2 separate regions of the Homo sapiens genome follow, and region 1 is linked to region 2. A link is a contact called in ENCODE Hi-C or POLR2A ChIA-PET data. All regions are on one chromosome and are shown on one strand. The core of a region is the stretch at or near the end of the contact, and the rest is flanking DNA. Distances in the headings are between cores, read along the strand shown. Region 1 holds the start of LINC02809 (long intergenic non-protein coding RNA 2809). Region 2 has its middle 22 kb from the start of WDR26.

Evidence for each region. Hi-C counts contacts between places; a loop is a spot of excess contacts on that map. ChIA-PET counts read pairs that join two places held with the same protein, here RNA polymerase II (POLR2A).
Region 1: a map of posterior vena cava shows a loop between it and region 2 (30-fold over the local background). The contact joins the promoter of LINC02809 here to the enhancer-like site in region 2. A Hi-C loop is called at or near these places in 1 of 168 maps with a recorded cell type or tissue (posterior vena cava). POLR2A ChIA-PET finds 5 or more read pairs at or near these places in 1 of 52 experiments (Panc1).

Annotation. Positions count from the first base shown.
Region 1 is chr1:228,072,577-228,079,055 of GRCh38, reverse strand. It overlaps LINC02809 (long intergenic non-protein coding RNA 2809), which reads left to right and starts at 2,506. Exons shown (of 1, transcript NR_158166.1): 1 at 2,506-5,147. RefSeq lists enhancers at 3,160-3,660, 3,661-4,161.
Region 2 is chr1:224,453,200-224,459,503 of GRCh38, reverse strand. It overlaps a transcript of CNIH3 not described here. Among named protein-coding and RNA genes, the nearest start is that of WDR26, 22 kb to the right of the region's middle. Within about 2 kb of position 2,528, at least 32 of the 41 ENCODE cell types and tissues checked have a DNase peak (open chromatin) inside an H3K27ac peak, as active enhancers do; they include Panc1, where a contact is called at or near this core.

The sequences.
Region 1 (6,479 bases), core at 1,257-3,756, 3.6 Mb before region 2:
TCGTCTGATTTCTGGTCCTTTTAAAGCATCACCTGTTTCCCCTTATATTCACTCCGGCCTCAGTTTCCCCATCTCCTGCCAGCCCTCCAAACCTCAGATGAAAGCCTAGAGCTGCACATGTCCCTCCCCTGGACTAGCTCTCAGGGGACCTTGTTTTCCCAGGCAGGCTGGCTTCTCAGGGAAAGGACTGTTTTCTCTCTGGTTCCAGCCTATTGTCATGCCTGGGTGGACAAATGGGGAGCCGGTGAGGTGAGCACCCTGGGGAGGGATTGCAGAAAAGCACATCTTGGCTCTTCTTAACCTCTGAGTGACATTTAGCATTTCCTCCCATCTTAAATGCAAGCAGCATTCCCCAAAAGCAGTATTAGCAATACCTGTGGTTTTTGTTGCTGAAATATCAGAACTTTTCATCTCAGAGCTGTTGCATGAAATCTGTAAATATTTTCTCTCTTTTTTATTTTTATTTTTAAAGACAAGGTATTGCTTTGTTGCTTGGGCTGGTATTGAACTGGGAAAATGACCCTCCTAACCCAGCCTCCCAAAATGCTGGCAGTACAGGGGGGTACCACCACGCCTGGCTGGAAATATTGTTTATACTCCTCGATCAACTGGAGTGACAGAGGCGGCCTGGTTTTATCATTTCAGGTGCTAATAACAAAAGAAGTTCTGACTCTGGGTACATGTACCGATCCACTCCTCCTATCAGGATAACAAAATACCTGGCATCCCCAAAGTGACATGCCACAAGTCTTAAAGTGTCTGATGGCACCATTTCCCCAGTCCCGTGCATCACTTATCGTAGGCATTGGTGAAACCCCACTTGTCAGCTAGAGTGGTCCCTGCCTGCACACATGAGCCTTCTGCCTGTCCTGGACTCAGACAGTGGCCCTGACTGTGGGCCTCTGCCTACTTTCGGACACTCCCTTCTGCCCGTGGGACTTGGGCAAGTTGTCTACCTGCCAACTCCCCACCCTAGTACCTCCCCCTCCTTCCTTCCTTCCCTCCCTCCCTCCCTCCTTCCCTCCTTCCTTCCTTCCTTCCTTCTTTCTGTCACCCCAGCTGGAGTGCAGTGGCATGATCATGGCTACTTGAGCCTTGAGACCCCCGGGGGGATCCTGGGGGAGAGGGATCTTTCCGGTCTACTTCCAGGCTGGATGTCAGAACCTGGGATTCTGTAAAGTGACCAACTTTGCCCTACAGCTCAAGGCCTGCCTGGGATCTCCTTGGCCACCGTCGAGACCTGTATCTGAGCTCAGAGCCCTGGGAATGCACTGGGTGCTGCCCCACGGCTTTGAAGAGACATGGCTGAAGGTGTGGAGCTACTTTGCTCTAGGGCCTTTTTGAGTCAGAGCTCTCTGGGGGCAACCAGGGACTGGGAGACAGACGGGGTCTGTGGCAGGGGACACAGCCAGGCCAGTGGCAGGGGCCAACACAGAACAGATTGCATCTCCAAATGTGGAAGCATCTTGGCAGTGAGCTACCATTGCTGTGGGCATACAAGAGGCTAAGCAGACTTTTGACAAAAGGCTCTGCTTGTCGGGGGTTGTTGGCATCAAGTAAGGCTTGTTTAAGGCGATCCTTGTGCGGCAGGAAGTCAGAGATGGGAGAGATGTGTTGGTGAGGAAAGCTGGTTGGGGGGCTTCCCTTTGTCCTTAGAGAATGACTGAGTGTGCCCCGTTTGGGAAGGGCCATGTGGGTGAAGGGGCAGGGGTCTCATCTGGATGAGGCCTGGAGGTGGGTGCGAGAGAGGTTCCACATGGAGGTGTGATGAGGACACCAGCAGGAGGCTGACCAGGGCATGGGGCCATGGCAACGCCTGGGTGACGTCCCTATGAGGTGGCGGGGCTGGGAGTGAGGAAGGGCCAGGCCCCCACGGATGGGGGAAAGGGAGAGGCACATTGTGAAGGTGCCTGCCGGGCTCCTCCTGGGTGAAGCTTTTCTCTTGAGACCCACCTCCAGGTTTTAGGGGGCTGGGGTCTGCACCTCTCTTTCAGGGCTTCCTTTTCACCTTCCAAGCTTCCAGGCAGAGGCTAGCAGGAGAGGTACGCCTGGGCTGGGGGCCTTGTCTCCAAGATGCATCACAGACTCACTCTGTGTGTGACCTTCCCAGCTTGGGGCTGCACGGAGCAGTAATGTCTCAAAATGATACTGGGGACTCCTATAGGGTGGTCAACTTTTCACTACCCCAGAGAAGGACACTAAAATCAAAGTGGCCAGGCATGGTAGCTCAGCCTGTAATCCCAGCACATTGAGAGGCTGAGACAGGAGGATCACGAGCTCAGGAATTTGAGACCAGCATGGGCAACATAGTGAGACCCCGTCTCTACAAAACATTAAAAACTTAGCTGAGTGTCTTGATGTATATATACTCCCAGCTACTCAGGAGGCTGAGGCAGGAGGATCACTTGAGGCCAGGAGTTCGAGGCTGCAGTGAGCCCTGATCATGCCACTGCACTCTAGCCTGCACTGCACTCTAGCGAGACTCTGTCTCCAACAAAAAAAGAACAAAAAACCAAATGGATCTTGTTCCGCATAGGGCAGACAGGACCCAGAGGACACAGCAGTCCACAACAAAGGCACTGGATTCTGAATGGCCCCTGTCTTGTTTGGGGAGAGGGGAACTGTTGGTCCCCGTCTGTGTTCCGAGGCTTGGTGACAAATTCTAGCAAACCTTAGTGGTTTAAAACAGCAGTCCACATAGATGGTCTCTCACAGTTCCTGGGAAGCAGGACCCTGGGCTCCATGGCAACCTGGTTCTGCTCTAAGGTCTCAACTGAGGTGTCAGTGCCTGGGTTTACCTCGAAGGTATTGTAGTGGGGTAGGTTGGGCACCCCCCTTCACATCCAGCTGGAGCCTTGGAGCAGGACCTCCTGTAGAACCAGGGTCTTGGCAGACATCCTCAATGAGTGACGTCGAGACCAGGCCATCCTGGATTAGGGTGGGCCCTGGACCCGTAACAGGTGATCGTCTAAGAGAAAGAGGAGGGGGATCTGAGATGCACAGATCGGGAACCAGCCATGAAGACAGGCCAGAGACTGGAGTGTGTGGCCATGCGCCTGAGGCACCTGAGCCACCAGGAGCTGGAGGAGGCTGTGCAGGGTCCTCCCCAGAACCTTTGGAGGGAGCATGCCCGGGACACCTCAATGTGGGGCTTCTGGCTGCAGAGTTGCGAGGAAATACCTCCCTTGCTGTTGTGAACCACCCAGGTTGTGGTAACTTGCTGTGGCCACCCTGTGATGCCAGTATACCTCCTTCCCTCATGTCTGGTGCCAAGGCCGGGAGAGTCAAATACCTGGGGCTAAAAGCATTGGGGTTCCTCAGATGATCCTCTTTGCACCCCTGCATAGGGTGTCTGCCCACACGGCCTCAGGGTCATGAGTTTTCTGCAGGCAGCCACCTGACCTGTCCAGCCGGACATGTGTCTCCCCCATGGGTCAGTTTGGGCAGCAGGTTGGGTCCCGTGTAAGGCTCAGGGCTGCTGGGCTCTGATGTCACCTGTTGCCACGGTGACTCTGGTTGCTAGGATCAGACTACTCCCTTCCTGGGCACACTGTATCCCGAATCCCCAGAAGAACCAAGGGGATCCCCCAGCACAAGGCTCGTTGGGGAGGGAGTCCTTGGCGCTCAGATTTGAGAGAGAGAGTCGGGGCTGGCCAGGGGGCGTGGCTTGGGCAGAGGAGAGTGCTCATGGTGACCCTGGAGGAGACCCTCCCTTCCCTCGTTCATTGCTCCCAAGGCCAGGTGTCTCTAAAGGAAGCCAGTTGTGGAGAATGTTGGTCCTGCAGTGGCGATTAATGCAAAGATGCCCTGAACAAAGCAGGACACACGTGCCTGCCTGCTACCCCTGCCCAGCTGCTGTTCTTGGACGCATGTGCTCTTCTGGTGGGACCCGTGAATACGTGGCTCACGGTCCTGGGGCACACCCCATTGTGTGAGGCTGGGGGTCTTGTGGGGAGCCAGGCCCCTGGTGTGGGTCCCTGCTCAGAAGCCCCACGCAGCCCCTGTTCTGCTGAGTGCGGCTGAAAGCCCCCCATACCCACAGCCCTCTGTCCTCAAATTTTTCTCATTTTAAAAATTGTGGTAAAATACCCATAACATAGGACTTACCATTTTAACCTTTTAAAAATAATTTAAATTTTTTAAGAGACAGGGTCTTGCTCTGTCACCCAGGCTGGAGTACAGTGGCGTGATTTTGGCTCATTACAGCCTCCGCCTCCTGGGCTCAAGCAATTCTCCCACCTCAGCCTCTTGAGTACCTGGGATGGTAGGCACGCACCACCATGCCAGCTAATTAATATATTTTTTCTTGTACTGACTGGGTCTCAGTATGTTGCCCAGGCTGATCTCAAATTCCTGGCCTCAAGCGATCCTCCCACCTCAGCCTCCTGAGTAGCTGGGATTATAGGCGAGAGCCACTGCATCCAGTGACTTTTTTTTGTTTGTTTCTCTAATAGCTGCCATCCTGATGGGGTGAGCTGGTGTCTCATGGTGGTTTTGATTTGCCTGTCCTGAAGGACTCGTGACTTTGAGCGTCTTTCCATGTGCTTGCTGCTGTTTATAGATCTTCTCCGGAGACATGTCTGTCTTCCCTCTCATTCTTGCATGCGGGCGTCCACAGGCTGACCCCTCAGCTGCTCAGCCAGGCCCCTGCTCCTGTCCACAGAGCCCACCCTCCAGGTGCACTCCCTGCCTGCCTCCTGCAGGTTCCTTTCCTGGGCATGGTGGCCCAGCCCTCTCTGTCCCTCACCTCACCTGCTTTCTTCATGGCATGTGCACATCTGACATGGTTACTAGTTGTGTGATTTCTGTCTGCCTTTGCAGTGGACACACCACAGACGCTCAGCCAATGCTTGAACCAGCAGGTGGGTGGGACTATGCCAGGACGGGATGGTGGCTCAGAGAGGGGCTGCCTGGTCTGGGGCCTGACAGGCGGGAGGAGGAGAGGCCTGTAGCACCCATTGGAGGTGTGTGGTCGCCCAGCACAAGAACAAGGGAGGAGGCAGTCAGGCGGGGGCGCTCCTGCCCAGGCCACGGAGCTTTAATTAAAACCCGCCCGGAGCATGACCCCACTCTGCCATGCATTCTTCACTTAATTGGGGCCCTTCAGGAGGGGCCGGCTGAGGTTAATTAAAAAGCCCAGCTGAAGACATTGTTGTCTTCCTAGCATCTGCTGCCAGCATCCGCCTGCCTGTGCCCAAGGCCTGGGCTACCGGGGTGGGCAGAACCATGCCCCAGGGGCCTCCAGCCCCCATGCCTGTCACTGCAGCCTGCAGCCAGCCTGGGCGGGGGACCGTGCTCATTGTTGGGTCCTTCAGTGAGTGCCCCCTCTGGCCTTAATGAAAAGGAGACTCTCCTGGATACCCTGAACTGATGGGCCCCAATGCCCCACCATGGGAGGGCAAGGCTGGCTGTGGGACACCAGAGCACCCCGGCCTGCCCCGGCCTACTTGTTTCAGCTCCTAACTCCTACCCTGGGGGTCTGGGTGCTGCCCACGGCTCCCAGGCGACTGCGCGGTGACCCTGCCCTCTCCAGCTCCTCTGCCCATCACCTGCAGGCCCAGCTACACACCTACACCCGGGAGACCCCTTTCTCAGGAGGCAGGGAGTAGCCAGGGCTGCCGTGGAAGGTTCTGGGTGCCACAGGAACATGCAGAGGGTGGGTGGCCCCGTGAGGGAGGCTGGCACGAAGGGCAGGGGAGGGCTGTCACACTGCCCTCTCAGCGTATGCCCGGGGGCTTGGCCGCAGTGAGGGAGACAGTGGTTGGAGGAGAAGGGGGAGAAAGAAGAACTCAAGCAGTCAGCGAGTGCCAGGCCCCCTTCTGCCCCAATGGGAGGAGATGATAGACGAGGAGGTGACAGAGTGTCACCGTGGCCCACAGGACAGCCACCCGCCCAGAGCCTGGGCACCCATCCGGGTCTCCCAGCGCTGTGGTCCAGGCCCGGAGGCCCCCACAGAGCCAAAGTAGGCAGGTGGTGGGAGGAGGTCCTGTGCACCTGGCACACAGGGGTGCTTGTGATCCAGGAGAGAGATGAACCCTTGGCAACAGCTGGGAAAGATCTAAACAACTGATGCACTGGTGCAATGGACTTGCAGGTGCAGACAGCAGCCATGCTGGGGGCTAGTCAAGGGGCCCCATTTGCTGACTAGGCACATGGCTTGGAGCCTGGGAGCCAGGCATCACACCAGGCTGGTGGTGTGGAAGCCCGAGGAAGCCCCTTGTGCTACACGGCAGGCCACGATGTCCAAGGGGCCGGGGTGGGATTCATGCCATAAAGGTGGAGGCTGCTTATCAGTCCCAGGCAGCAGAAGAGGGGACAGAGGCAGACGCCAGACCTCCTTCCTGACCCTGGACTGGCCTGCAAAGAAGCAATTCAGAGTGGGTGGTGGCCAGCTGCACACCTTTAGGCAGCACTGGGCCAGGATGGCCTGAGCAGAGCCACCTATGGTTAGGCACAGCCCAGGAAAGTGCCCACACTAA
Region 2 (6,304 bases), core at 1,279-3,778:
AGAAGTTGTTATTTCTTTCTTTACTGAGAGGTATTTGCCCCTTTGCCATAGTATAGATGAGAACAGGAAAATACTTGGGATATCGCTGAGGGTCACGTTATCTGTTATAATGAGGTTTGGCTCCATGGAATAGAAAAGTTGTTTTCATACTGCAAGGATTTCTTTTCATCACTTTGTTAAAGACCCGGAATAAACAGTCAGGAACTGTTTTGGCAGCTCTGTGAAGTCATCAGGGTTTCGGCCTTCTGTTTCCTCCAGCATGTGACATCCATCCTCAAGGTCACATGATGTCTGCTGAAGACTTGATCTAAGCAGTAGAAGGAAGAAAGAGGGGAAGGCAAAGAGAGGGGCCCTGGATGTCCTAGAAGATAAAAGCCAGGCTACCAGAGAGGAAGTCAGGTGTTTGGCCATTTGGAGTCAAACAGATAATAGACACTGGAACCAATCCTGGGATGGCATTTAGGCACCTTGGAGGGTGTGCCCTAAGAGAGCTGATCACTGGAGCTGAACAGGGCCTCTGGGTACAAGGACCACATAACAGTATGGTGCTTAAATTTTCCCCTTTTCTTGAAAAGTTGCTGCAAAGCGCTCCCCTCCTAAGTTCTGGCCCCGTCTTTCCGGGACTGTATTAGAAGTGCAAGCAGGGCCTCTCCTAACTGTGGACCAAACAGGCACTGGGAGACCCCACTGACACTTTCCCTGAATACCTCGCATCTTCCTCTGAGCACTCAGCTACCCAGTGTGTCTGATACCCATGGTGATTTGGGTATGTGGGTGGATCCAAGCAAGACAAAAGTTTGCTGTTCCTGAACACACACTTGAAAAGTGGTAAGGTCTCAACAAATTCATAAAAGTGAGTTCAGTATGTTATCATTAGGGGGAGTAGTAGGAAAGTGGTAGGAGGTCTGTTCAACAGTGGAAGGTTGGAATCAGACAGTAACAGCCACAGAGAAGGTAGTCAAAGGGTGGTTGCTGTCATCAGACCAGGCTCTCCTGCCCACCAACCGCAGGCCACAATCCCAGCCCTTCTCTCTGATGTCAGGAGCTGGGGAGCATCTGCCTTGCCAAGCCTTGTGCGATCGGCTCCTGGCAGCCTCACACCTGGTAGGATGAGGGACGGGGAGTGAGCCAGAGCCCCTCTGCTAAGCATAACTTTGGTAAGTGGGCAGCCTGCCCCTGAAGAATCAATACTGACAGAGCACTGCTGCCTTCCCTGCTGACCACACAGGGACTACGGGACCTTTCTCGGCTTTGGCACCCTAGCCACACGATGCCCCAGAACCAGTTTCTACTCAGCTCTGGGCTCTCCCACCACTGTCAGTGAATGAGATCAGAGTGAATCCAGCCGTACGTCACTCCTTAATACATTCAAAAGCACAGAGGACGTCCCTGGATGCAAAATCAGGAGAGGGTAGGAGCCCTGGAAGGGAATATCCTGCCCAAGTGCAGTACTTCACTATAATTATTACAGTAATACACTATTTCTGTTTAAGACCATTTCAAAGGGCACTAACTGGCATAAAGTAAAATAAGTCTGCTTCCTCCCCACACCTAGCTGCACTCTCTAGGGACCACCATGTATAGCTTCTGGTATACCTTTCAGAAATTTTCTATCCTAGTGTATTCTGTTGAATGCATGTGCAAGGATTTTACTTATAGATCATTCAACTAACAATAATCACTAATTTATAAAATGCATATTATTGACACTGACATTGGAGGTGGAAAAACAACTAAAAATGATAAAAGTGAACGTTTAATTCTTCCAGAGTGCAGTTTTTGAAATGACCACCAGGTGTCAGAGTTATCAACAGTAATCCCCAAATTACGACTGGAAAGTTACAAGAACAGAAAAGTGCCTGGCTGGAAATGAGACCGCGAGATTCCTCCCTTAACAGGATTCCTTGGCCCTTTGGCCCAATATTTCGTCTACTTAGTGTTGCAGGGAGGGAGGAAGGGAAGCTACAGACAAAAAAAAAAAAAAAAAAAAAATCCCCAGACCACAGATTCCCATTCAGTTGGGTACCCTTTGATCTTTAGAGAAGCTCTGTGAAAGCACTGTTAAATTTTACATGGGAAATGTAAAGGCTAGGCAGAGTCAGTCCTCCTACAGCTGCAAGGCTACTTTTGGAAGCCAGAGCTATCTCCTTCCTTCAGTAGGGGCGGAGAACAGAAGAGGACACGGACACACACACACACACACACACACACACACACACACACACACAGAGAGAGAGAGGAGGGCTCAGCTACGGCCATCCTTGTTTTAAAAGGGAAAATCCAATTCTGTTTGTAGGAGCACCTCCTAGTTTACCACCACCATCTCTTACTCACTTCCCACTGACTCCTCACATGCACTTCCTCTACCAGGCCTGACCTGCCTGCTGTCCTGAGCTGCTGACCTAGAAACATTCGACCTCCATGCTTGAGAGCAGGGTGTGGACCGTCTCCCCTCGCCACATCCAGGCTGTCGTCCAGGGGCAGTTACACCACCCTTCCTCCAGGGCAGAGGCCTGAGCGGGGTGGCCTTGCTGCTCCCACGCCCTGGCACCACATGCCTAGCTCTTGTAGAGCCAACATACCATGGAGGGCTCCAGGCGACTCCCACACAAGCCTCTTCCTGTATCTTCTTGGATCACTGATACCTGCACTGGCAGACCAGGAGAGTGAAGCAGTTACGACAAGGCCTTGTGCAAGGAGGGCACGAGAATGGCACAAGTGGCTGCAGAGTGAGCTAATGTCTTCCCTGGGAGGGCACAGCTGAAGAGTGTCAAAAAGACAGGGGGAATCTTTGGCCGGGCACAGTGGCTCATGCCTGTAATCCCGGCACTTTCGGAGGCCGAGGTGGGAGGATCTCATGAGGCCAGGGGTTTGAGACCAGCCTGAGCAACACGGTACAATCCTATCTCTACAAAAAATACAAAAATTAGCTGGGTGTGGTGGCACGCACTTATTGTCCCAACTGCTTGGGAAGCTGAGGTGGGAGGATGGCTCGAGCCCGGGAGGTCCAGGCTACTGTGAGCCGTGACTGCACCACCGCACTCCAGCCCAGGCAACAAAGTGAGACCCTGTCTCCAAAAAACACTTAAAGAAAGAAAAGAAAGGGGAATCTTTACATGTCCCATTGGCACTTGTCTAGGCTGCTCCCTGGACCACATCTCATGTCTGAGCTATGGGGCTAGGGAAGGGATCAGACAGGATTCAGACCCCCTACACACTGGAGCTTTTTGTGGATGGAACGTTGCTATGCAGAACAATGCAGAGCTTGTGAAAAGAAGCAGGAGGTGGTGTGAGGAGAGGGGAGCAGGGAAGAAAAGAGTGCCCTCTTCATGGACCATATTATGCATGTTTCAATCCTACTTGAGATGTGACTTCCACGATTTCTGACAGATTAAGGTGACCTTTTTATGTGAGTTGAGTAACCACATCTGCTAAACTGGCACATCCCATATTCACCACATGAAGCAACAGTAATTACTTTAGTCACTATACACTTTAAATGCTATATATAGAGAATTTAAAATGATACACCTGTGGTGCCACAAATATAATGTCAGTTATTATTAAAACACTGGTAGTATTCATATTCAATATGACAATACACTATGTTTGATGTTTCAAACATAAGGTTCAAGCCAAATGCTTCATATAAAAATATCAAGGGGTAAAACAATGTTTATACCTGGACCACCATTCATTTACCATGACTGATATAGTAACTGTTGCTTTAATGTGGCCGACACAGGTTTGGCAACTGAGATTTTCCTCCATTATCTTATAACACATAAGGGGTACAGAACAGAAAGAACCTCTCATAATGCTATTCCTATTATATCCCCTTCCTGAGTAGGGTCAGACTAAGCCTTGGGCAGGGACCACCCAGCATCACCCTCATCTACACTGGGTGTGTCTACCTCAAGGAAGGGTTAATAATGGGCCTCCCCTCTGGGCACTGAACTCACTGTTTGGTGACATTTGGATAATCCTGGGTCTACTAGATTCCTGGTAAGTCAAAGAACATTCCAAACCTCTCCAAAGTCTTCCTATCAGTCACAAGTTCTACTTCATTAGGCCATTCAGATGGTAAGGGTTTCACAAGGCCAAGACAGACTTCACTGGTCTATGTGTATCCTGAGGATGGGGTGGTGAGAGGAGGAGGAGGGTGGATTCAGGCCCCCACCTCACTCATTCAAATACAGATGGTCCCTGACCTATGATGGTTCAGCTTACAATTTTTCAACTTTATGATGGTGTGAAAGCAATACACATTCAGTAGAAACCATACTTTGAGTACCCATACAACCATTCTGTTTTTTTACTTTCTGTACAGTATTCAATTACATAATATTCGACATTATTATATAATAGGCTTTGTGTTAGATGATTTTGCCCAACTGTAGGCTACTGTAGTGTTCTGAGCACGTTTAAGGTAGGCTAGGCTAAGCTATGAAGTTCTGTAGGTTAGGTGGATTAAATGCATTTTCGACTTACAATATTTTCTACTTACAATGGGTTTATTGAGATACAAACCTACTGAAAGTCAAGGAGCATCTCTGTACCTGCTTGCCACCACCCCCTCCAGGTTATTCATGCTTTAAGTAGGTGAGTCAGAGGAGGTGGGTGGTTATATTTGGTTTTGCCATGTGTATGGTATCCTAATGACAGTGACTCCTCCCTCTAGTTAATCCTTCCACAAGCGACTCCACCTCCAAGCCCTGCACTCAGCCAGGTAAAATGCCTAACTGAAAATCTCCGGTCTCTTCACCAGTACCAGAGGCCGATTCTCTTCTAGAAAGCAAGGAAGGAAATCATTGATGTGAACACAGAAGCAGAAGACTTTCTGAGCCAGTCACGAGCTTGGGTGCAGAGTGAGGCCAAGCTCAGACAGGTCACTGACCATAATTATCCCTCCCATAAGGGCAGCCTTCCTCACCTGCAGCCACGCAGCTTCTGAGGCAGTGACAAATAGCTGTGCCTGTCGAAACTACAGAGGAAACATTCCTCACCAGGTCTCTCAGTCCAAGCTTCAGGGACGGGACCAGAAATGTAAACAGACTACACCAATAGAAACAAGAGAGAACTGGTTCTCCTGCTCTCTGGATGGTTTATGACATTTCAATTATGTTCAACACAATATAGTTGAATTATTTTTAACCTTACCAAGCCTCCTAGCTTTGCAAAAGAAATATTAGTTGATAGAGTGGAAGGACAGCTAGAAGCAGAGATCTGAAAAAAAAAAAAAAAAACTTACTAGTAGAAATGAGCCTGTAAATGATACTACTCACAATATTGGGTAGATAAAGCATAGCACCTTTTACTCAAGGAACCATGAGTAAGGGACATTTTGGGTGTTGCTTATTTGTAATTTACTTCTTAGAATAATATAGTGCGTTTTCTTCAAGCAGTTTTGCTGTTATTTCAGCAAACGGAAGAGAGGAAACCTCAGTTCTAATTTCCCCAGTAGCTGTGCTGTCATGATTACCATCCTACTAGAACAGTTCAAGATAATTCTGCCTAAAGTTAAGACAGAGATTCTTAATGCGCAATCTTTTGGACAATATGACTAGTGTCTAAACAAACTGATCTCGGGTTTTAATAGTTCTGTTGAGGGGAGGGAGGATAAAGAAGGGTCCCATTTCTTCTCTTTGTTTCACTTTTCTTCTCCCCTCAATGCTATGAAAATCTTTCAAAACTTGTCAAAGGTAGCAGGGCACCTGTAGTCCCAGCCATGAAGGAGGCTGAGGCAGAAGGATGGCTTGATCCCACAATTTTGAGGCTGTAGTACACTTTGATCATGCCTATGAATAGCCTGCACTCTGCATTCCAGTCTGGGCAATATAACAAGAACCCATCTCTAAAAATTAAAAAAAAAAAAAATCCCACCTTGTCAAAGGCATGCAACAACCTCACAGTGAAATATCCAAAGTTCTTCTGATTATGGTGTTAGAACTTAGCATAAGAGTTGCAACTTCCAGTGACTACAGGTGCCAAATAGATTTGTTTCATAGTATCATGAAGCCAGGTAGAGTGGCTCACGTCTGTAACCCCAACACTTTGGGAGGCCAAAGTGGGAGGATCACTTGAGCCTAGGAGTTCAAGACCAGCCTGGGCAACACTGTGAGAAACCGTTTCTACAAAAAAAAAGAAAAAAGAAAAAATGGCCAGGCATGGTGGCTCATGTCTGTGGACCCAGCTACTCAGGAGGGCGAAGCTGGAAGGACTGGAAGATGGGTTGAGCCCAGGAAGTCGAGGCTGCAGTGAGCCATGATCACACCACTGCACTCCAGCCTGGATGACAGAGACA